Regions from separate parts of the Homo sapiens genome. Here region 2 is linked to region 1. Evidence: read pairs that join two places in POLR2A ChIA-PET (ENCODE). Cell type or tissue: HepG2. All regions are shown on one strand. Each heading gives the region's core, and the rest is flanking DNA. Links, peaks and the distances in the headings are about the cores only.

Region 1 (11,500 bases), core at 5,546-8,045:
GAGAACGGGGCCTCACTATGTTGCCCAGCCTGGATACAGCAAATATTTATTGTAGAATCTTGCTGTTACATATATGGGTGTTCACTACAACCTTTCTGTGCTGGAAAATTTTTTATAATAAAATGGAGGAGGAAACATTAAGAACTCCAGCCCTTGACAGCTAGGAACACTCTGCAGCTTGATGTACTCACACCATTTATGAATTGTAACTTTAAGTCAGCAAAAATTACACTGAAATACAAAAGCCATGCATGAGCCAGGCGTGGTGGCTCATGCCTGTAATCCCAGCACTTTGGGAGGCAGGAGGATTGCTTGAGCTCAGGAGTTCAAGACCATCCTGGGCAACAGGGCAAAACCCAGTCTCTACAAAAAAAAAAAAGAAAAAGAAAAAAAAAATTAGCCAGGCATGGTGGCATGAACCTGTAATCCCAGCTACTCAGGAGGCTGAGGTGGACGGATTGCTTGAGCCTGGGAAGTCAAGGCTGCAGTGAGCCAAGATGATGCCACTGCACTCCAGCCTAGGCAACAGGGCAAGATCTTGTCTTTCAAAAAAAAAAAAAGTCATGCATGAATTTTTTTCAAATTAGCACAATTTCTCTACCAGTGTTCAACATCCTCACTCATAATTTACTGAGTGATATTATGTACAAGGCACTGTGCTATGCACTTCAAATTGACTAATTTAATCATCACAACCCTTAAAAGTAGGTATTTATTATTCCCATTTTACACCTGAAGCAACTCAGGCAAGGAGAAATTAACTCATTTGCTAAAGGTCACAAAGCAACATTAGGATTCCACAAAGGTCTAACTAAAGCCCACATTCTGTTTTTGTGAACAGAAGTGAGGCCACAAAGGAGATACATCTCATTACCTAGGAACAAGAACACAGTTTTCCAAATAATTCACTCTAACAACAAAATTTCAAACTAGCATGCCTTTCTCGCAAAAATATAAAGAAGGCATTATTACTATGTGTTTTAGAGAAAGATTTTGAAAATTGTCAGCGGTCACAAGGTAGGTCAGTGATGATGCTGTAAAGAAAACCAAATTGTCCTTGGAACCAATTTCTGCTAGGTTATACCATTAAAAGGGTAACAGACTAATCAGCTGAATTTCCACTAAAACATCAGTTAAAAGACAGGAATCTTTTGTAAATAATTAAAACAGTGCCAAGTAGGAAATGAATAAATGTACAGGTTTGGGGATTCAGTGGACAACACAAATAGGATAAACTAGGCAAGTAACTTCCATACCAATTTCTTAAGTCTTCAACCAGGTCCCATAGAGTCTAAAGCACAAATACCAATGTGATTTTTAAAAATATAAAACTAAGCAACAGAAATAGCTAGACATGCTCTGGGAACTAGTATCAACTCCATCCACTCACTAAGCAGAAGCCTTTGACGTTTCTCACTCAGAAGCTTACAACTGAAGACCCCACCACTGGAAGTACCTACCTTTGGCGGTTTGAGGCCTATGTACTCTTCACTTCTCGAATTCTGGGTTAAGGGGAGACAGATTCACACACTGGAATGACTAGCCAACAGCAAAGTGTTCTAGTCAATGATGAACACTGCGGGCTTCCAGACAATGTTAACACGCTGAATGCCAATTCCTCGCAACCCACCCTAAATGAGGAAGGACTGTTAGACAAATAGCTCACCTGGGGAGTGGACTCCGACTCAGAGACCGCTTGCTCAGGAAAGGGCTGCTGGACCGCCTTCGACCATAGGGACTGGGCGATCGCCCGCTGTAAGAGCCACTTCTTTCGTAGCTGGACGACCGTCTCCTGCTATAGGGACTGACAGATCTCTGTCGCCTACTGTAGGGGCTCGGTGACCGGGTGCTGGACTGGTAGGCCGAAGGCTCCTTGTAAGGGGGACTGACCGACTGCCTTCTCGAGGTACTTCCAGGACTTTTCTTGTAGGAGTCATAATTGCTCGAGGTATGAGATCGTGAGGGACTAAGGTCATAATCTTGGCCATAAGAAGCTCCCGAGGGGCTATCATCTTGTTTGGAGCTGTCAGACCACTTCCTGTGGGGGCTCCTGGATCTCCGTTTTGGGCTGTCCACTGTTTTGTAACTTTTGGGTGTTTCCCTTTTTCGATGACTTTTACTCCGGTCTTTGTGCCCAGACTTCAGCTCCCGTTCTTTCCTGGTCTTCTCCTTGTGGAGCTTGGATGACCTGGATTCCTTGCTGCTGCTTTTGGCTACCTGCGCCTTCCCATAGTCATCAGTCTCCTCATTCGAACGCTTTGAACTTCCCGATATCCGGTCCTTCATCGATCCCGACTTGCTGGAGACTTCTTGGCTTTTTTCTTTTTCGGTCTGTTTAGCTTTTAGTAAGTCCCGGGAACGCCTGTGCTGGTGGTGACGATGTTTGTGCAGGCGGTCGCTCCGATCTGATCCACGACGTTCGTCGTTCTCCCTTCGGTCTAGTTTGAAGGCCATGTCATCGGAGAAGGTGTCGGAATCAGAGCTGATATCATCATACTCCACCAAAGGTTTGATAACTGTGCCCAGGGATGCTGCTTCGGGGGTCACCAACCCCATGTCTTTGGAGTGTTTGGACTTATGCCGCTTGTGCTTCGATACCAAGCGGTGACGCTCTCTGCTGTTAGAGCTGCCGCCTCCCGATGACGGCTGCAAAGTTCCAGAAGCTCCTCCACTCCCGTCCTTCTTGCCCCCATGTCTCTCTGAATTGGGCATTCCCTTTCCCCTGACCTGAAGAAGGGAAAAAAGTTCCCCAGCACTCCAAAAAGCAACCCCCACCCACCCCCCCAACCCCAACTCCACGCCCACCAAAGCGCCCCGGGAAGGGGGTGGGGAGGGCAGGGACGGTAGCCCAGGCTCCTCCTCCCTCCCGACGCCTCAGCACCCTTCTACATGAGGTGGGGGGTGAAGGAGCGAGGGAAGAAATGAGAGTTCCTCGGCAGTGGAGTTGCGAGACAACGGGGAGCTGCTCAAGTCTGTTTCCTCTTCTCCCTCCGCCGAGCCAGTCCTCAGGCCCGGGCGCCGGGGAGGTCCAGGAAGTGAGAAGCCGACGGCCCGGGGCTGTGGAGCCGACTCCAGCTCTGGGGCCCTGCGAGGACTACGCGGGCCCTTCCCCTACCCGGTAGCCCGGTTCAGGACGGCTTCCTGTCGCCGGGGTGCCGCGGCCTAGGTGCCTCACGCCCCCTTTGTCCCTCGCTCCTGAGGTAGCCCCCTTTCTTGCCTCCGTTTCACCTCCACACCACACACACTCTCTCCCTCACACAGACCCAGTCACACACTAGATTAAACCGAAACGGCACTTGGGGAAGGGGGGAGGGGCAATCCCAGAAATCGTCGCGAGAGTCCAGTAGCCTCTCGCGATGTTTCGTGCTTCGCTTTCACCTCATTCCCCTGCTTATCAAACAACGCGAGATCAGGTCCCAAACTAGAAACGCGTTTCACCTGAGTCTCGCGATGAGCTCCCGGAGCTCCCCGTTTGAGCAAAGCTTTATTGAAACGGAACAAACCGAGTTTTTTTTTTTTAACCAAAACTTTATCGGTAACTGATTAAACAAACACTCCCAGGCTCCGTGACAAAATAATTTCAACATCCTTTTTAACAAATCTTTTAACTACCAGGATGACTTTTTTTTGTTTGTTTTTTGTTTTCCTTTGAGACGGAGTCTCGCTCTGTAGCCCATCCTGGAGTGTTAGTGGCGCGATCTCGGCTCACTGCAACCTCCACCTCCTGGGTTCAAGCGATTCTCCTGCCTCAGCCTCCCGAGTAGCTGGGATTACAGGCGCCCGCCACCACGCCCGGCTAACTTTTTTGTTTTTAGTAGAGACAGGGTTTCACCATGTTGGCCAGGCTGGTCTCGACCTCCTGACCTCAAGTGATCCTCCCGCCTCGGCCTCCCAAAGTGCTAGGATTACAGGCGTGAACCGCCGCGCCGGGCCATTTTTTTGTTTGTTTGAGACAAGTTCTCTCTCTTTTGCCCAGACTGGAGTGCAGTGGCACGATCTCGGCTCACTGCAGCCTCCACCTCCTGGGCTCAAGCAATCCTCCCACCTCATCCTGCCGAGTACTTGGAACTATAGAGTCGCGCCACCACGCCGTGCTAATTTGTTTCTATTATTCGTAGTGATGGGGTTTCGCCATGTTGCCCAGGCTAGTCTCGAACTCCTAGACTCAAGCAATCCGCGATCCTTGGTCTTGAACTCCTAGAATGAAGCAATCTGCCCGTCTGGTCCTCCCAAAGTGGCGGGATTACAGGCTTGAGCCACCGCGCCCGGTTGAGATTATTTTTTACAGAGCAAAAGACAAATGTCGGGACATTTCAACCCAAGTCCCTGAGTGTTTTAACAGTGCTTCCCACATATAGGGTGTGTGCTACCTGCCAAGAATTTTACATACATTATCTCTAATTTTCACAATTATCCTGCAAAACACGAGATTTTCATCCCTGTTTTATAGAAAAGGAATCCCAGCCTCAGGGAAGTTGAATAATTTGGTCCAACAAGTGCCACAGTCAACATTCAAATTCATGTCTTTCTGAGACTAAAACACAAGCTCTTCCATCCTATGGTGTTGTCTCCTTACCAATCTTTGCTTCAAATCTCAGAACCTAAAAGCTCATCCCATCTTGAGATCCTCCCATGGCCGTTATTGGATAATTTAGCCTTTCATCCTCATACAAAAGATTATAATATGAACAAGAAAAGCATAGTATTAATTAACAAGAAAATAACACTATCTTACACTGGCCCCTCATTTATTACTTTTTAAAAAACTTTCGCCTACCTTAAGTCATTCCATCTTCACAACAGTCCTCTGAAATAGGTTGTATAAGTGAGAAAACTAAGGCATGGAGAAATGAAGGGGCTTGTCCAAAACGGAGAAGTTCAGCTGGTAAATTCAGGACCAGAAAACATTCTGAATTAAGGTAGTCTCAATTCTCAAAAATCACTCTCTGTAAATGTTCTTGTTCCTTTTGCTCACAGGGCGATCCAAAACATTTTTTTTTTTTAACCTAATTTTGTGTGTGTGTGTGAAGGGTCTCGCTCTGTCGCCCAGGCTGGAGTGCAGTGGCACAATCATAACTCACTGTAGCCTTCCCCTCATGGGCTCAGGTGATCCTCCCATCTCAGCCTCCTGAGTAGCTGAGACTACAGCCACAGGCCACCAGCCCAGCTAATTTTTATTTTTATTTTTTTGTAGAGATGGAGGGCTGGCTATGTTGCCGAGTCTGACCTCAGATGCCTGGGCTCAAGCATTCCATCCACTTTGGCCCCCAAAGTGTTAGGATTACAGGCGTGAGCCACCACGCCCGCCGTCTCTAAATGATTGAGTCCATAAATATTGGTTCTAAAATAAAAAGATCAGGCCAGGCACAGTGGCTCACTCCTGTAATCCCAGCACTTTGGGAGGCCAAGGTGGGCAGATCACAAGGTCAAGAGATGGAGACGATCCTGGCCAACATGGGGAAACCCCGTCTCTACTAAAAACACAAAAATTAGCTGGGCTTGGTGGCACACACCTGCAGTCCCAGCTACTCGTGAGGCTGAGGCAGAGGTTGAACCCTGGAGGCAGAGGTTGCAGCGAGCCGAGATCGCGCCACTGCACTCCAGCCTGGCAACAGAGCAAGACTCCGTCTCAAAATAAATAAGTAAATAATAAAAAAATTTAAAAAATAAAAAGACCAAGTTTTCCACGACAACTTTTTGATCTTCTATGGAAGTAAAATTAATGCTATCAAGAAAAAAGAAGTGGCTGGGAGCAGTGGCTCATGCCTGTAATCCCAGCACTTTGGGAGGCCAAGAGGGGAGGATCATTTGAGGTCAGGAGTAAGACCAGCCTGGCCAATGCAGTGAAACCCTGTTTCTACTAAAAATACAAAAATAGGCCGGGCGCAGTGGCTCACTCCTGTAACCCCAGCACTTTGGGAGCCGAGGCGGGCAGATCAGGAGGTCAGGAGATCGAGACCATCCTGGCTAACACGGTGAAACCCCGTCTCTACTAAAAATACAAAAAAATTAGCTGGGCGTGGTGGCGGGTGCCTGTAGTCGCAGCTACTCAGGAGGCTGAAGCAGGAGAATGGTGTGAACCCGGGAGGCAGAGATTGCAGTGAGGGGAGATCACGCTACTGGGAGGCAGAGATTGCAGTGAGGGGAGATCACGCTACTGCACTCCAGCCTGGGCAACAGAGCAAGACTCTGCCTCAAAAAAAAAAAAAATTAGAGGCCAAGCACTGTGGCTCATGCCTGTAATCCCAGCACTTTGGGAGGCCGAAGTGGGAGGACCACTTGAGGTCAGCAGTTCAAGACCAGCCTGGCCAACACAGTGAAATCCTATCTCTACTAAAAATACAAAAATTAGTCAGGCGTGGTGGTGATCGCCTGTAATCACAGATATTCAGGAGGTTGAGACAGGAGAATCGCTTGAACCCAGAACGCAGAAGTTGCAGTGAGCCAAGATCGTGCCACTGCGCTCCAGCCTGGGTGACAGAGCAAGACTCTGTTTCAAAAACAAACAAACAAACAACAAAAAAATATATATATATTTATATATACACACACACAAAAATTAGCCAGGCATGGTGGCATATGCCTGTAATTCCAGCTACTCAGGAGGCTGAGGCATGAGAATCACTAGAACCTGGGAGGCAGAGGTTGCAGTGAGCTAAGATTGCACCACTGCATTCCAACCTGGGCAACAGAGTGAGAATCCATCTAAAAAAAAAAAAAAGTGGCTAACAAAAAGAAAAAAGGGCTGAGTGTGGTGGCTGACATCTGTAAAACCAACAATTTGGAAGGCCAACATGGAAGGAATTCGTGAGCCCAGAAATTGGAGACCAGCCTGGGCAACATGTTGAGACATCTGTCTCTACAAAAAAATACAAGAAATGACAGGCCGAGCAAGGTGGCTCATGCCTGTAATCCCAGCAATTTGGGAGGCCGAGGCAGGCAAATTGCCTGAGTTCAGGAGTTTGAGACCAGCCTGGGCAACACGGTAAAACCCCATCTCTACTAAAATACAAAAGAAATTAGCCGCCGGGCTTGGTGGCTCACGCCTGTAATCCCAGCACTTTGGGAGGCTGAGGCGGGCGGATCACCTGAGGTCGGGAGTTCGAGACCAGCCCGACCAACATGGAGAAACCCCGTCTCTATTAAAAATACTAAAAAATTAGCTGGGCATGGTGGCCCATGCTTGTAATCCCAGCTACTCGGGAGGCTGAGGCAGGAGAATCGCTTGAACGCAGGAGGCGGAGGTTGCAGTGAGCCGAGATTGGGCCATCGCACTCCAGCCTGTGCAACAAAAGAGAAACTCTGTCTCAAAAAAAAAAAAAAAAATTAGCCAGGCGTAGTGGTGTGGGCCTGTATTCTCAGCTATTCGGGAGGCTGAGGCAGGAGAATTGCTTGAACCCAGGAGGCAGAGCTTGCAGTGAGCCAAGATCACGCCACTGCACTCCAGCCTGGGCGACAGAGCGAGACTCCGTCCCTACCAAAAACAAACAAACAAAAACAAGAAATTAACCAGGCATGGTGTTGCTTGCCTATAGTCCCAGCTACTATGAGGCTGAGATGGGAGGATCACTTGAGCCCAGGAGGTCAAGGCTGCAATGAGCCATGATCATGCCACTGCACTCCAGCCTGGGTAACAGAACAAGAACCTGCCTCAAAAAAGAAAAGAAAAAAGAAAAACACGGGCCAGGCATGGAGGCTCACGCCTGTAATCCCAGTACTTTGGGAGGCCGAGGCAAGCAGATCACCTGAGGTCAGGAGTTCAAGACCAGCCTGACCAACAAGAAGAAACCCCGTCTCTACTAAAAATACAAAAATTAGCCCAGCGTGGTGGCACATGCCTGTAATCTCAGCTACTAGGGAGGCTGAGGCAGGAGAATTGCTTGAACCCGGGAGGTGGAGGTTGCGGTGAGATGAGATGGTGCCATTGCACTCAGCCTGGGCAACAAGAGTGAAACTGTCTCCAAAAAAAAAAAAAAAAAAGAAAAGAAAAGAAAAACACAAGTACTGGAACTCAGTTGTGAACACTCCTTATTCACCGCTATAGGAGGATAGGACACCCTGGATATATTTTCTTGAGACAAGGTCTTGCTGTGCTGCCCAGGCTGGAGTACAGTGTTGCCAGGACAACCTGGATTTATTTTCTTGAGACAAGGTCTTGCTCTGTTGCCCAGGCTGGAGTACAGTGGTATGACCATGACACACTGCAGTCTTTTTTTTTTTTTTTTTGAGATGAAGTCTCGCTCTTGTCCCCCAGGCTGGAGTGCAATGGCACGATCTCGGCTCAGTGCAAGCTCCACCTCCTGGGTTCAAGTGATTCTCCTGCCTCAGCCTCCTGAGTAGCTGGGATTACAGGCGCCTGCCACCATGCCCGGCTCATTTTTGTATTTTTAGTAGAGATGGGGTTTCGCCATGTGGCTAGGCTGGTCTCGAACTCCTGACCTCAGGTGATCCACCCACCTTGGCCTCCCAAAGGGCTGGGATTACAGGTGTGAACCACTGTGTCCGGCTGACACACTGCCATCTTCACTTCCTGAGCTCAAGCAATCCTCCAGCCTCAGCCTCTCCTGGCTGGGATTACAGGTGTAAGCCACAGAGCCTGGCTAATTTTTTTTTTATTTTTTGTAAAGACGGGGTCTTGCTATGTTGCCCAGGCTGCTCTTGAAGTCCTCGGCTCAAGGGATCCTCCCACCTGGACTCCCAAGATGCTCGGAATACAGGCATGGGCCACTGTGTCTGGCCTTGAATGTTTTACATGATGACAGATGGCATGAGACTTCCTGGGCTGATTAAATGTAGTGACCAGTCAGCCATAGTAAGTGTTGGCATGGGTTTGTTGTCATGAGTTCAATAAAATTCACCCTGATTTTTCTGTCTTTTAAATGAGATCAGGTTTTTATTTTTAATTTCTTTTTTTGAGATGGAGTCTTGCTCCGTTGCCAGGCTGGAGTGCGGTGGCACTATCTTGGCTCACTGCAACCTCTGCCTCTCTGATTCAAGCGATCCTCCTGCCTCAGCCTTCTTAGTAGCTGGGATTACAGGCACACGCCACCATGCCTGGCTAATTTTTGTATGTTTAGTAGAGACGGGGTTTCACCATGTTGATCAGGCTGGTCTTGAACTCCTGACCTCATGATCCACCCGCCTTGGCCTCCCAAAGGGCTGGGATTACAGGTGTGAGCCACCATGCCTGGCCTTTTTTTTGGGATGGAGTCTCCCTCTGTTGCCTAGGCTGGAGTGCAATGGCTTCATCTCGGCTCACTGCAACCTCCGCCTCCCAGGTTCAAGCAATTCTCTGCCTCAGCCTTCTCAGTAGCTGGGATTACAGGCGCCTGCCACCATGTTCAGATGATTTTTTTTTAATTTTTAATAGAGACGTGGTTTCACCATCTTGGCCAGGCTGGTCTTGAACTCCTGACCTTGTGATCACCCCCCGCCTTGGCCTCACAAAGTGCTGGGATTACAGGTGCAAGCCACTGTGCCTGGCTGAGATCAAGTTTTTAATTCACGATGTACCCACAGTAGAATGGAAAAGTGAAGACGACAGAAGGCATCGGTGATGTGTCAAAATCTGGAAGAATTAAATTGATTATCCAGATTAAACACCAGCAGAAACTTTTTTTCTTTTTTTGAGACGGAGTCTCACTCTGTCACCTAGGTTGGAGTGCAGTGGTGCGATCTCGTCTCGCTGCAAGCTTCGCCTCGATCTCGGCTCACTGCAAGCTCCGCCTCCCGGATTCACACCATTCTCCTATCTCAGCCTCCCAAATGGCTGGGATTACGGGTGCCTGCCACCATGCCCGGCTAATTTTTTGTATTTGTAGTAGAGACCGGGTTTCACTGTGTTGGCCAGGATGGTCTTGATCTCCTGACCTCGTGATCTGCTCGCCCCGGCCTCCCAAAGTGTTTGTATTACAGGCGTGAGCCACTGCACCTGGCTGAACCTTTCAAAATTATCTGTTACTGCCTCTTGAAGCCAATTAGAGACCAGTAACTAATGAAAGAATGAAGCTTTATCCCTGAAACTTTGAACTTATAATATCTTGAATTTCTATAGCACTTTAAAATTTTTCACGGAACTCTTTTAATCCCGTCAATAAATTTCAATTGAATAAATAAACTAATGAAATTATGTTATTTTTATTACTATTTTTATTTTTTTTTTTGAGACTAAGTCTCCCTCTGTCGCCCAGGCTGGAGTGCAGTGGCACGATTACAGGCATGAGCCACCACACCGCACCAGGCCTATTATTATTATTATGCTTATTGAGAACAGTTTCAATCTGTGGCCTAGGCTGGAGTGCACTGGCAGGATCTTGGCTCACTGCAACCTCCACCTCCCAGGTTCAAGCAATTCTCCTGCCTCAGCCTCCCAAATAGCTGGGATTACAGGCATGCGCCACCATGCCCGGCTAATTTTTTTGTATTATTTTGTATTTTGTATTATTAGTAGAGACAGACTTTGGCCATGTTGGCTAGGCTGTTCTCGAACTCCTGACCTTAAGTGATCCACCCACCTCAGCCTCCCAAAGGGCTGGGATTATAGGCGTGAGCCACTTATTATCGACATCTAATATAGGTTAAACTGACACTGAGAAGGAGTTAGATTGGACCATGTTGACACTTAAGTGTAGAAAGTGCCTGGAGCCGGGACACCTCACTTCTACATACTAAACCAGTACTTTGTATTGAACTACCCTTCCTTCCTCCCTCCCTCCCTTCCTTCCTTCTTTTCCTTTCTTTCTCTCTCTCTCTTTCTTTTAGATAATCTCCCTAACATGGTATTCCTCTTTTTGGTGAATAAAATTCTGCAGCAGAAAATCTCAGGCTGTATCTAAATTTTAAAATACAATATCTACTGTAAACTGCAGGTATTGATCCAATCTGTGCTTTTGTAAAATAAGGGTTGCTTCATTATACAGAAAAACTTTGAACTCAGAAATTCCAGGACTGCTCCATTTGCTTTATTTGCATAACCTTCAAGGGCAGAGAGTCAGGGCAACTCTGTGAACCCCAAGTGATCAGTCAGGTGATGGCAATACTTAGCCTGCAAATCTACTAAAACAAGTCAGAAAGTTTCCATTTAGGCTGTACACAAGAAGAAATATTTAACTAAAGTTTCAATAGCTCTTTTTCCCCAACAAACCAATTTGTTAGTTTAGATTTTAGGTTTAGAGTCCTCTGGGCCGGGCACAGTGGCTCATGCCTGTAATCGTAACACTTTGGGAGGCCAACGTGGGTGGATTGCCTGAGCTCAAGTTCGAGACCAGCCTGGGCAACATAGTGAAACTCTGTCTCTACTAAAATACAAAAAAATTAGCTGGGTGGTGTGGCATACACCTGTAGTCCCAGCTACTTGGGAGGCTGAGGCAGAAGAATTGCTTGAACCCAGGAGGCGGGGGTTGCAGTGAGCCGAGATTGTGCCACTGCACTCCAGCCTTGGCGACAGAGCGAGACACTGTCTCAAAAAAAAAAAAAAAAAAAAAAAAAAAAAAAGAGTCCT
Region 2 (11,500 bases), core at 5,342-7,841, 630 kb after region 1:
GTGCTGGGATACAGGTGTGAGCCACCGTGCCCGGCCCAATTTTTCTTTTCTTTTCTTTTCTTTTTTTTTTTTTTTGAGACAGGGTCTTGTTCTGTCACCCTGGCTGGAGTGCAGTGGCATAATTTTGGCTTACTGCAACCTCTGCTTTCCGTGTTCAAGCGATCCTCCCACTTCAGCCACTCTAGTAGCTGAGACTACAGAGACAGGGTTTCACCATGTTGCCCAGGCTGGTCTTAAACTCCTGAGCTCAAGTGTTCTGCCCATCTCGGCCTCCCAAAGTGCTGGGACTATAGGCATGAGCCACCATGCTGGCATCGACTCGTAATTTTACGACAGAAGGAACCAGAGTCTGGGGAGGGGAAAAGGAAGAACTTGAGTATTTAAAAGGTTGAAAATGATAGGGTATACATATTTTGAAAATGCTTTCTTTCTTTCCTTTTTTTTTTTTTTTTTTTTTGAGACAGAGTCTCACTCTGTCATCCAGGCTGGAGTGCAGTGGCGTCATCTCAGCTCACTGCAACCTCTGCCTCACAAGTTCAAGCAATTCTCCTGCCTCGGCCTCCTGAATAGCTGAGATTACAAGCGCCCGCCACCACACCCAGTTAGTTTTTTGTATTTTTAGTAGAGACGGGGTTTCACTATGTTGGCCAGGCTGGTCTCGAACTCCTGACCTCAAGTGATCCACCTGCCTCAGCCTCCCAAAGTGCTGGGATTACAGGCGTGGGCCACCGCACCCGGCCTTGAAAAAGGCTTTCTAATTTTCTTTTTTGAGACAGAGTGCAACTCTGTCACACAGGCTGGAAGTGCAGTGGCACAGCTCACTGCAGCCTTGAACTGCTGGGCTCAAGCAATCCTCCAGTCTCAGCCTCCTGAGTAGCTGGGACTATAGGCGTGTGCCACCATGCCCAGCAGCTAATCTTTTATTTTATTTTATTTTATTTTTGAGGTGGAGTCTCGCCCTATTGCCCAGGCTGGAGTGCAGTGGCACGATCTCAGCTCACTTCAACCTCTGTCTCCTGGGTTCAAGTAATTCTCTTGCCTCAGCCTCCTGAGTAGCTGGGATTACAGGCATGAGCCACTACACCTGGCTAATTTTTGTATTTTTAGTAGACACCGGGTTTAGCCATGTTGGCCAGGCTAGTCTCCAACTCTTGACCTCAGGAGATCCTCCAGCCTTGGCCTCCCAAAGTGCTGGGATTACACTGCTCCCAGCCAATCTGTTTAATTTTTAAAAGTATTATTTAATTATCAAAACCACCATTTGTGGTAGGTATTATTTTCATTTAAATAAAGATAACATTTATTAAACTTTACTATGCCAGGCCCTTTATCTGAACAAAATCACTTAAGTCTCACAGCAAGCCAGGCACAGTGGCTCAATCCTGTAATCCCAGCACTTTGGGAGGCCGAGGCGGGTGGATCACTTGAGTTCAAGAGTTTGAGACCAGCCTGGCCAATATGTGAACCCTGTCTCTACTAAAAATACAAAAATTAGCCGGGCATGGTGGCGCGTGCCTGTAATCTCAGCTACTCAGGAGGATGAGGCAGGATAATTGAACCCAGGAAGCGGAGGTTGCAGTGAGCCGAGATGGCAACACTGCACTCCAGTCTGGGTGACAGAGTAAGACTGTGTCTCAAAAAACAAACCTCACAGCAATACTCCTTTTACCGATGGGAAAACTGAGGCCCAGAGAAGCTGTGTAATTGGCCCAAGGTCACAAAGCCTGTTAATGGTTGAGCTGGAGTTAGAACCCAGCCTGTCTGGCAGCAGAAACTGAGCCTTCAGCTGCCAAGCTCAACTGCCCCTCCCGGAGAGGCAATAGGTTCTTCTTTTTCTTTTTCTTTTTTTCTTTTTTTTTTTTTTTAGATGGAGTTTGGCTCTTGTTGCCCAGGCTGGAGTGCAATGGCAGGATCTCGGTTCACTGCAACTTCTGCCTCCGGGGTTCAAGCAATTGTACCGCCTCAGCCTCCTGAGCAGCTGGGATTACAGGCGCCTGCCATCATGCCCAGCTAATTTTTTGTATTTTTGGTAAAGATGGGGTTTCACCATGTTGGCAAGGCTGGTCTCGAACTCCTGGCCTCAGGTGATCCACCCACCTTGGCCTTCCAAAGTGCTGGGATTAGAGGCCTGAGCCACTGCACCCGGTCTGGTTCTTAAATATATTTAATCTGTCTGCACCAGTTACCTAAGGCTCTGACCTCTTCCCTATCCCCACAGCAAACCCCAGGGCAGTTTGCACTGTGTCCCCCTCAGCATTGTGGCTGACAGTGTTCTTGCCCACTTTCTCTTGCCCACTTTCAGGATCATGGCGGTACAGGAAGGGATGGCTGGATAGTAGACTACATCCACATCTTCGGGCAAGGACAAAGATACCTCAACAGGAGAAATTGGGCAGGGACAGGCAAGTGCTGCCTCCATTTCTAGCCTCATCATGGTTCCTGGGCCATAGCAAGGCCTGGTTGAGGGGAAGAGGCAAAGGGACTGCATCCTTCCAGCTTTTCTTCACATACATGAGCAGATGGTGCCACAGTGCCCCCTAATATTAGTTAATAAGCACCAGTACTGTATGTCAGACCTCATTTTTTTTTTTTTTGAGACGTGGTCTCACTCTATCACCCAAACTGGAATGCATGAAATGCAGTAGCACGGACAGGTGCAGTGGCTCACGCCTGTAATCCCAGCACTTTGGGAGCTGAGGCGGGTGGATCACTTGAGGTCAGGAGTTCCAAACCAGCCTGGCCAACCTGGTTGAACCCTGTCTCTACTAAAAATACAAAAAAACAATTAGCCAGGCGTGGTGGCTCGCACCTGGAATCCCAGCTACTTGGGAGGCTGAGGCAGGAGAACTGCTTGAACCCGGGAGGCGGAGGTTGCAGTGTGCCAAGATCGTGCCACTGCACTCCAGCCTGGGCGATGCAGCGAGACTCCATCTCAAAAAAAAAAAAAAAAAAAAAAAGAAAGAAAGAAAGAAAGAAATGCAGTAGCACAATTACTACTCACTGCAGTCTTGACCTCCTGGGCTTGCGCAATCCTCCCACCTCAGCCTCCTGAGCAGTTGGGCCCACAGGTGTGCACCACCACACTCAGTTAATTTTTTATTTTTTGTGGAGATGGAGTCTCCCTATGTGGCCCACGCTGGTCTTGAACTCCTAGGCTCAAGTGATCCTCTGGCCTCAGCCTCCCAAAGTGCTGGCATTACAGACATGAGCCATTTGTTGGGCACTTTTCACCCTCACACTAACCCCATGGCACAGGTAGGAAAACAAGTTTCTTGAGTTAAAGTAATTTGGCAAGAGGGCTGAGCTGGGATTAATAGTCTGCTCTTCCTGGCCTGGTGCAGTGGCTCATGCCTGTAATCCCAGCACTTTGGGAGGCCGAGGCAGGCGGGTCACGAGGTCAGGAGTTCGAGACCAGCCTGGCTAACATAGTGAAACCCCGTCTCTACTAAAAATACAAAAAATTAGCCGGGCGTGGTGGCAGGCACCTATAATCCCAGCTACTTAGGAGGCTGAGGCAGGAGAATCTCTTGAACCCGGGAGGCAGAGGTTGCAGTGATCCGAGATTGCGCCATTGCACTCCAGCCTGGGCGACAGTGCAAGACTCTGTCTCAAAAACAAACAAACAAAAAGATTCTGCTCTTCCCAACTCTGAAGCCCCTGTTCCCCTCACTGCTGCATCCTGCTCATTTTCCAGGCCCAGGTTAACAACAATGGGAAAGAGTTGAGAGATATTTTTCTAACAGGGTAAACCCTCCTCCCAGCCTGGCTCCACCATCCTGGGCCACTCCTCTAGTCACATGATACTTTGTGCCATTTGGCTCAATTGATCTTGATCTCATCCATTTTTTCCACATGGGTCAGAGGCAAGGGTGAGATTTTTCTCATTTCTTGTGGGAGAAAGGCAAGCTTTGCCAAGCCCAGAATTTCTGGCCCTTCCTGTCCCAGCACAAACCATTCACAGTTTTCCTGCAATTATTCCTGGTGCGGGGTTTTATTTCTAGGAAGCCTTCTGCCCCTCAACCTCACCAGCCCTTGGCTTTTCAGCCCAGAGTCTCAGGACACTTGTGGATTGCGTGTTCAGCATGGGGAATGCAAGTGACTACGCCTGGTTGGCATCCCATACCACACCCAGGGGAATGGGGAAGCCAAGAGGTGGGCTGAATGCAGGCTCAGGCCTCTCTCTCCTTGTCCCCAAGGGCATTCTCTCCAGCAGGTGACTGGGCATGACCACTACAATGCTGATCTGAAACCGATCGATGGGTTCAATGGAAGGTTTGGCTACCGCAGGAACACTCCAGCCCTCCGTCAGAGCACGTCCGTCTTCGGAGAGGTCACCCACTTCCCTCTGTTCTAACAGCATCTTTTCCCTTCATAGCCATCGACCTGAATTTCTAAGACAAATGTTTAGATGAACTCTTAGTGTTATTTTACGTTAAAAAAATTAATTTGTGTCTCCACGTGTGCTGTTTCTTCCCTGAGATTAGAGGATGGAGCCAGTTCTACCCTCAGCTTCTCTTCCCTCTGGAGAGAAGGTGAGAGGAGAAAGGGCTTCTCAGGCCTACGCCCTTGCACTCCATACCAACGAGTGCCAGGTTTGAAAGGAGGGGCTTCAGTTCTCCCCTACCAGTGGGATAAGAAGGAGCCACACTACTCAACCTCAATAAAGCACTTCCCCAGCTATCAGCAGGGCCCCAGGTCAGAGCTGGCTATTGTTTCCATCAAGAACAGAGCAAAGGGCCGGGCGCTGTGGCTCACGCCTGTAATCTCAGCACTTTGGGAGGCCAAGGCAGGTGGATCACAAGGTCAGGAGATTGAGACCATCCTGGCTAACACTAAAACCCCGTCTCTACTAAAAATACAAAAAAATTAGCCGGGCTTGGTGGCGGGCACCTGTAGTCCCAGCTACTCGGGAGGCTGAGGCGAGAGAATGGCGTGAACTCGGGAGGCGGAGCTTGCAGTGAGCCGAGATCGCGCCACTGCACTCCAGCCTGGGCAACAGAGCAAGACTCCGTCTCAAAAAAAAAAAAAAAAGAACGGAGCAAAGGCCAGGCTCCGTGGCTTACGCCTGTAATCCCAGCACTTTGGGAGGCCGAGATGGGAGGATTGCTTGAGCTCAGGCAGGTGGATCACTTGAGACCAGCCTGGGCAACACGACGAAACCCTGTCTTTACTAAACATATATATATGTTTGTGTGTGAGTGTGTGTGTGTGTGTGTGTGTGTATACACATATGTTTATGTATATATATATATGTTTATGTATATATATATGCATATAGAGAGAGAGAGAGAAGGAGAGAGAGACTCACTCTGTTAGCCCAGGCTGGAGTGCAGTAGTGTGATCTCAGCTCACTGCAACCTCTGCCTCCCGGGGTTCAAGCAATTCTCCTGCCTCAGCTTCCCTAGTAGCTGGGATTACTGGTGCCTGCCACCATGCCCAGCTAATTTTTTTGTATTTTTAGTGGAGGCGGGGTTTCACCGTGTTGGTCAGGCTAGTCTCGAACTCCTGACCTCACCTCGGCCTCCCAAAGTGCTGGGATTACAGGCGTGAGCCACCTGCCCGGCCCAGGATGTCATTTTTCAAGTGTTCCCTTTCAGTTTATTGGTGGCCAAGGGAAAAGCCAAAGCAGATGATGGATAATTAAGAAGGTGGGGCTTTAGAACACAAAGCTTGCCAGAACTCGTGTGGGTGGAACTTGATTGTATTGAGTCACCGTAAGTGGACACGGAAGAAGCTTATTACAGGTAGAGGGGGTAGGGCTCAGGGATAGAGCATTTGACTGCAGATCAAGAGGTCCCCGGTTCGAATCTAGGTGCCCCCTTCTGTGGTGTTTTCTCACTTCCACTCCATTTAACAGTAAATACTGTCAGCCACAGTATCACCTGAAAAGATGAAGCAACTTTCAACTTGCTCTTGTGCTGAAATTGTTCCTCCCACATTCCAGCTGACCTTTAGGACAAAAAGCCCATCTGGGACCTCATTTGTCTTCAATTAAGACCAAGTCCCTGAGGAGATTCTAAATCTGTGAGTGAGTCTGACAGAGCTGTGAACACAATTTGGTAATTGGGTGTGTGTCAGAGTATAGATAAAAATGCACGTACTTTTGAAAACTTAGTACATGCAAAGCTGCCTCGAATTAAAACATGAAAGAAGGGCCAGGGCCAGGCGCGGTGGCTGACGCCTATAATCCCAGTGCTTTGGGAAGCCGAGGCGGGTGAATCACGAGGTCAGGAGTTCGAGACCAGCCTGGCCAACATGGTGAAACCCCCGTCTCTACTAAAAATACAAAAAATTAGCCGGGTGTGGTGGCACGCACCTGTAATCCCAGCTACTCGGGAGGCTGAGGCAGGAGAATCACTTGAACCCGGGAGGCAGTGGTTGCAGTGAGCCGAGACCGCACCATAGCACTCCAGCCTGGGCAACAGAGTGAGACTCTGTCCAGAAAAAAAAAAAAAGTTCAAGACCAGCATGACCAATATGGTGAAACCCTGTCTCTACTAAAAATACAAAAAATTAGCCGGGCGTGGTGGTGCACGCCTGTAATCCCAGCTACTTGAGAGGCTGAGGCAGGAGAATCGCTTGAACCTGGGACGCAGAGGTTGCAGTGAGCTGAGATCGCGCCATTGCACTCCAGCCTGGGCGACAGAGCGAGACTTTGTCGAAAGAAAAAAAAAAAGGCTTGGTGCGGTGGCTCACGCCTGTAATCCCAGCACTTTGGGAGGCCAAGGCGGGTGGATCACGAGGTCAGGAGATCAAGACCATCCTGGCTAACACGGTGAAACCCTGTCTCTACGTAAAATACAAAAAATTAGCCGGGCATGGTGGTGGGCGCCTGTAGTCCCAGCTACTGGGGAGGCTGAGGCAGGAGAATGGCGTGAACCCGGGAGGCGGAGCTTGCAGTGAGCCAAGATCGCACCACTGCACTCCAGCCTGGGCGACAGAGTGAGACTCTGGGAAAAAAAAAAAGAAAGAAAGAGAGAAAAGGAAAGAAAGAGAAAGAAAGAAAAGAAGGAAAGAAAGAAGGAAGGAAGAATAGAAAGAGAAATAAAGAAAAGAAGGAAGGAAAGACAGAAGAAAGGAGAGAGAAGGAAAAGAGAGAGAGAGAGAGAAATGCCGGGTGCGGTGGCTCACGCCTGTAATCCCAGCACTTCAGGAGTCCGAGGTGGGTGGATCATGAGGTCAGGAGTTTGAGACCAGCCTGACCAACATGGTGAAACTCCGTCTCTACTAAAAATATAAAAATTAGCCGGGCATGGTGCCGTGCACCTGTAATTCTAGCTACTTGGGAGGCCGAGGCACCAGAATCGTTTGAATCTGGGAGGTGGAGATTGTGTGAGCCGAGATTGCACCAGCCTGGGCAAAAAGAGTGAGACTCTCTCTCCTAAAAAAAAAAAAAAAAAAGAGGCCGAAGCAGTGGCTCACGCCTGTAATCCCAACACTTTGGGAAGCCAAGGCGGGCTGATCATGAGGTCAGGAGATCAAGACCATCCTGGCTAACACGGTGAAACCCCGTCTCTACTAAAAATACAAAAAAATTAGCCAGGCGTGGTGGCGGGTGCCTGTAGTCCCAGCTACTTGGGAGGCTGAGGCAGGAGAATGGCATGAATCCGGGGGGCGGAGCTTGCAGTGAGCCGAGATCGCGCCACTGCACTCCAGCCTGGGTGACAGAGTGAGACTCCATCTCAAAAGAAAAAAAAAAGAAAAGAAGGAAAAAAGGAAGGAAGAAGGAAAGCAAGAAAAGGAAAGAAGGAAGGAAAGATAAAGAAAGAAAAGGAGAGAAAGATGGAAGGAAAGAAAGAAAAGAAAGAAAGAAGGAAGAAAGGAAAGAAAGAAGAAAGAGAGAAAGAAAAGAAGGAAAGAAAGTAGGAAGGAAGGAAAGAAAGAGAGAAAGAAAATGAAGGAAAGAAGGAAGGAAAGAAAAGAAAGAGAGAGAAAGAAGGAAGGAAAGAAAGAAAGAAAAGGAAGGAAAGAAGGAAGGAAGGAAAAAAGAGAGAAAAGGAGGCCAGGCGCGGTGGCTCACGCCTGTAACCCCAGCACTTTGGGAGGCCGAGGCAGGCGGATCATGACGTCAGGAGATTGAGACCATCCTGACTAACACGGTGAAACCCCGTCTCTACTAAAAATACAAAAAATTAGCTGGGTGTGGTGGTGGTGGATGCCTGTAGTCCCAGCTACTCAGGAGGCTGAGGCAGGAGAATGGCGTGAACCCAGGCCACTGCACTCCAGTCTGGGCGACAGAGCAAGACTCCCTCTCAAAAAAATAAAATAAAATAAAATAAGATGAAAAAGAATTGCTTATTGCTTAAATGGAAGGGGCATATGTCACATTCTGGGTGGTGTACTTCAGCTTTACATCTTTTTTTTTTTTTTTTTTTGAGAGAGGGTCTCGCTCTGTCACCCAGGCTGCAGTGTAGTAGCATGACCACGGCTCACTGCAGCCTGAAACTCATGGGCTCAAGTAATCCTCCTGCCTCAGCCTCCCCAGCAACTGGGACTACAGGCATATGCCACTACACCTGGCTAATTTTTTTTTTTTTTAACATAAGTAGAGAGGAGGTCTTGCTTTGTTGCTCAGGCTGGTCTCCAACTCTTGGGCTCAAGTGATTCTCCCACCTCAGCCTCTGAAAGTGCTGGGACTACAAGTGTGAGCACCGTGCCCAGCTTCACATCTTGTGTCTGTTTGTCCCAAGTGTGGGATGGGTACTGCAGGCATTTGCAATTTGACTGGAGATAGACAAAAACACTGAATCACAGAATTAAAAAAATTATTCCCTTTCCTATCCTCAGTAACTTAAGAAAAAAGTCGTTTAAAAAATTTTTTTTAAAGAGATGGACTCTCACTCTGTCACCCAAGCTGAACTACAGTGGCACAATCACGGCTCACTGTAGCTTCCAACTCCTGGGCTCAAGTGATCCTCCTGCCTCAACCTTCCAAGTAGCTGGGATTATAGGTATGTGCCACCATGCCCAGCACTGTACACTCTTTGAATAAAAGAGAGGGAGATTGGCTAGGCGTGGTGGCTCACACCTGTAATCCTTGCACTTTGGATTTAGAAGATTTAGAAGTGTTAGAGAGCTGGCACCAAATAAGAATTCCTCCTGTCAGGCACAGTGGTGGCTCCAGCCTGTAATCCCAGCTCCTCTGGAGGCTGAAGTGGGAGCATCACTTGAGTCTAGGAATCGAGATCAGCTTAACCAATATATTTAGACCCTGACCAACATATTGAGACCCATTTCAAGAAAAATAAAATGTATCTAGTTAGTGTTTAATAATGTCATATTTAGGCCGGGCGCGGTGGCTCACGCCTGTAATCCCAGCACTTTTGGAGGCCGAGGCGGGCGGATCATGAGGTCAGGAGATTGAGACCATCTTGGCCAACATGGTGAAACCCCATCTCTACTAAAAAATATAAAAAATTAGCCGGGTGTGGTGGCACGTGCCTGTAATCCCAGCTACTTGGGAGGCTGAGGCAGGGGAATCGCTTGAACCTGGGAGGTAGAGGTTGCAGTGAGCTGAGATCGTGCCACTGCACTCCAGCCTGGGGACAGAGCAAGACCCCATCTCAAAAAAAAAAAAAAAAGTCATTTTTAGTTTCCATTCTATTTATGGCAAGTAATACTGATTCTCTTTAATAGCTTTATTGATATAATTTACATGCCGTGCAATTCAGCCAACAAAAGCCTACAATTCAATCATTTTTAGTATATTCACAAAGTTGTTCACCCATCGATACAATCAATTTTAGCACAATTTCATCACACCAAACTGAAACTCCATACCCATTGGCAGTCAACTTCCTATTTCCTCCCAACCTACCCATCTCTAGGCAACCACTAATCTACTTTCTGTCTCTATTGATTTGCCTATTATAGAAATTTCCTATAAATGGAATGATACATGTGGTCTTTTGTGACTGGCTTTTTTCACTTAGCATACTGTTTTCAAAGTCTATCTATGTTGTAGCTCTTAACAGTACTTCTTTTTTATTTTTTTTTGGAGATGGAGTCTCACTCTGTCACCCAGGCTGGAGTGCTGTGGTGCAATCTTGGCTCGCTGCAACCTCCGCCCCCCTGTTCAAGCGATTCTCCTGCCTCAGCCTCCCAAGTAGCTGGGACTACAGGCATGTGCCACCACGCCCAGCTAATTTTTTGTATTTTTAGTTGAAATGGAGTTTCACTGTGTTAGCCAGGATGGTCTCGATCTCCTGACCTCGTGATCTGCCCGCCTCAGCCTCCCAAAGTGCTTGGATTACAGGCATGAGCCACCATGTGTAGCCAGTACTTCTTTTTTTATGGCCAAATAATATTCCACTGTGTGGATATACCATACTTTATCTATTCATCATCATCAGGTAATGGATATGTTTTGATTCTCTGCCCTACTTTATTTTTGAGACAGAGTCTCACTCTGTTGCCCAGGTTGGAGTGCAGTAGTACAATCTTGGCTTACTGCAGCCTCCAAATCCTGGGTTCTCAGCCTCCTGAATAGTTGGGATTACAGATGTGCACCACCACACCCAGCTAATTTTTTACTTTTAGTAATTTTTGTATTTTTAGGGTTTTGCAATGTTGGCCAGGCTGGTCTCCAACTCTTGGCCTCAAATGATCTGGCCATCTTGGCCTCTCAAAGTCCTGGGATTACAGGCATGAAACACCATGCCCAGCCTCCCCCATGTTTTAACTGGTATGAATAACGGCTACTATGAACATTCACGTACAAGATTTTGGCCAGGTGTGGTGGCTCACACCTATAATCCCAGCACTTTGGGAAGCCGAGGTGGGCAGATCACTTGAGGTCAGGAGTTGGAGACCAGCCTGGCCAACATGGTGAAACCTCCTCTCTACTAAAAATACAAAAAAATTAACCGGGTGTGGTGGTGTGCGCCTGTAATCCCAGCTACTTGGGAGGCTGAGGCACGATAATCGCTTGAACCAGTGGGGTGAAGGTTGCAGTGAGCCAAGAGCACAGCACTGTACTCCAGCCTGGAAGACAGAGCAAGACTCTGTCTCAAAACAAAACAAAATAAAAAGCCATTCATGGGCAATATTTTGTATTGATGTATGCTTTCATTTCTCTTGGGAGTATATACCCAGGAGTAGAAATGCTGGGTTATATGGTAACTAAGTTTAACCTTTTGAGGAACTGCCAGACTCTTTCCCAAAGCATTGCTTTTCTTTCCTTTTTTCTTCCTTTTATTTTTTTGTCAGACAGTGTCTTATTGTGTTGCCCAGGCTGGTCTCAAACTCCTGGGCTCAAGCAGTCCTCCTACCTCAGCCTCCCAAAGTGCTGGGATTACAGGCATGAGCCACTGTGCTCTGCTTGCTTTTCTTTATTTAATTAAATTAATTAATTAATTAAGTTTGAGGTGGAGTCTGGCTCTGTCACCCAGGCTGGAGTACAGTGGTGCAATCTCAGCTCACTGCAACCTCTGCCTCCTGGGTTCAAACGATTCTCCTGCCTAGCCTCCTAAGTACCTGGGATTACAGGCGTGCACTGCTA

What was found. ChIA-PET counts read pairs that join two places held together with the same protein. Peaks named below come from ENCODE experiments on the same cell type or tissue, not always from the same donor. Only the 100,000 strongest peaks of a DNase experiment are listed, where the experiment ranks them.
Region 2: POLR2A ChIA-PET joins it to region 1 with 5 read pairs; 4 of 35 experiments call an interaction of 5 or more read pairs at or near these places.

Annotation. Positions count from the first base shown.
Region 1 is chr17:39,453,284-39,464,783 of GRCh38, reverse strand. It overlaps CDK12 (cyclin dependent kinase 12), which reads right to left and starts at 3,298. Exons shown (of 14, transcript NM_016507.4): 1 at 1,667-3,298. The coding sequence starts at 2,712. RefSeq lists enhancers at 2,517-2,646, 1,672-2,871, 3,037-3,096, 3,187-3,236, 2,597-3,521. In HepG2, for the core only: no CTCF peak of the experiment used is centred there; a DNase peak (open chromatin) is centred at 6,773.
Region 2 is chr17:38,828,043-38,839,542 of GRCh38, reverse strand. It overlaps SPMAP1 (sperm microtubule associated protein 1), which reads left to right. Exons shown (of 3, transcript NM_001080465.3): 2 at 2,303-2,402; 3 at 4,197-4,457. The coding sequence ends at 4,354. Among named protein-coding and RNA genes, the nearest start is that of SPMAP1, 7.6 kb to the left of the region's middle. In HepG2, for the core only: no CTCF peak of the experiment used is centred there; no DNase peak of the experiment used is centred there.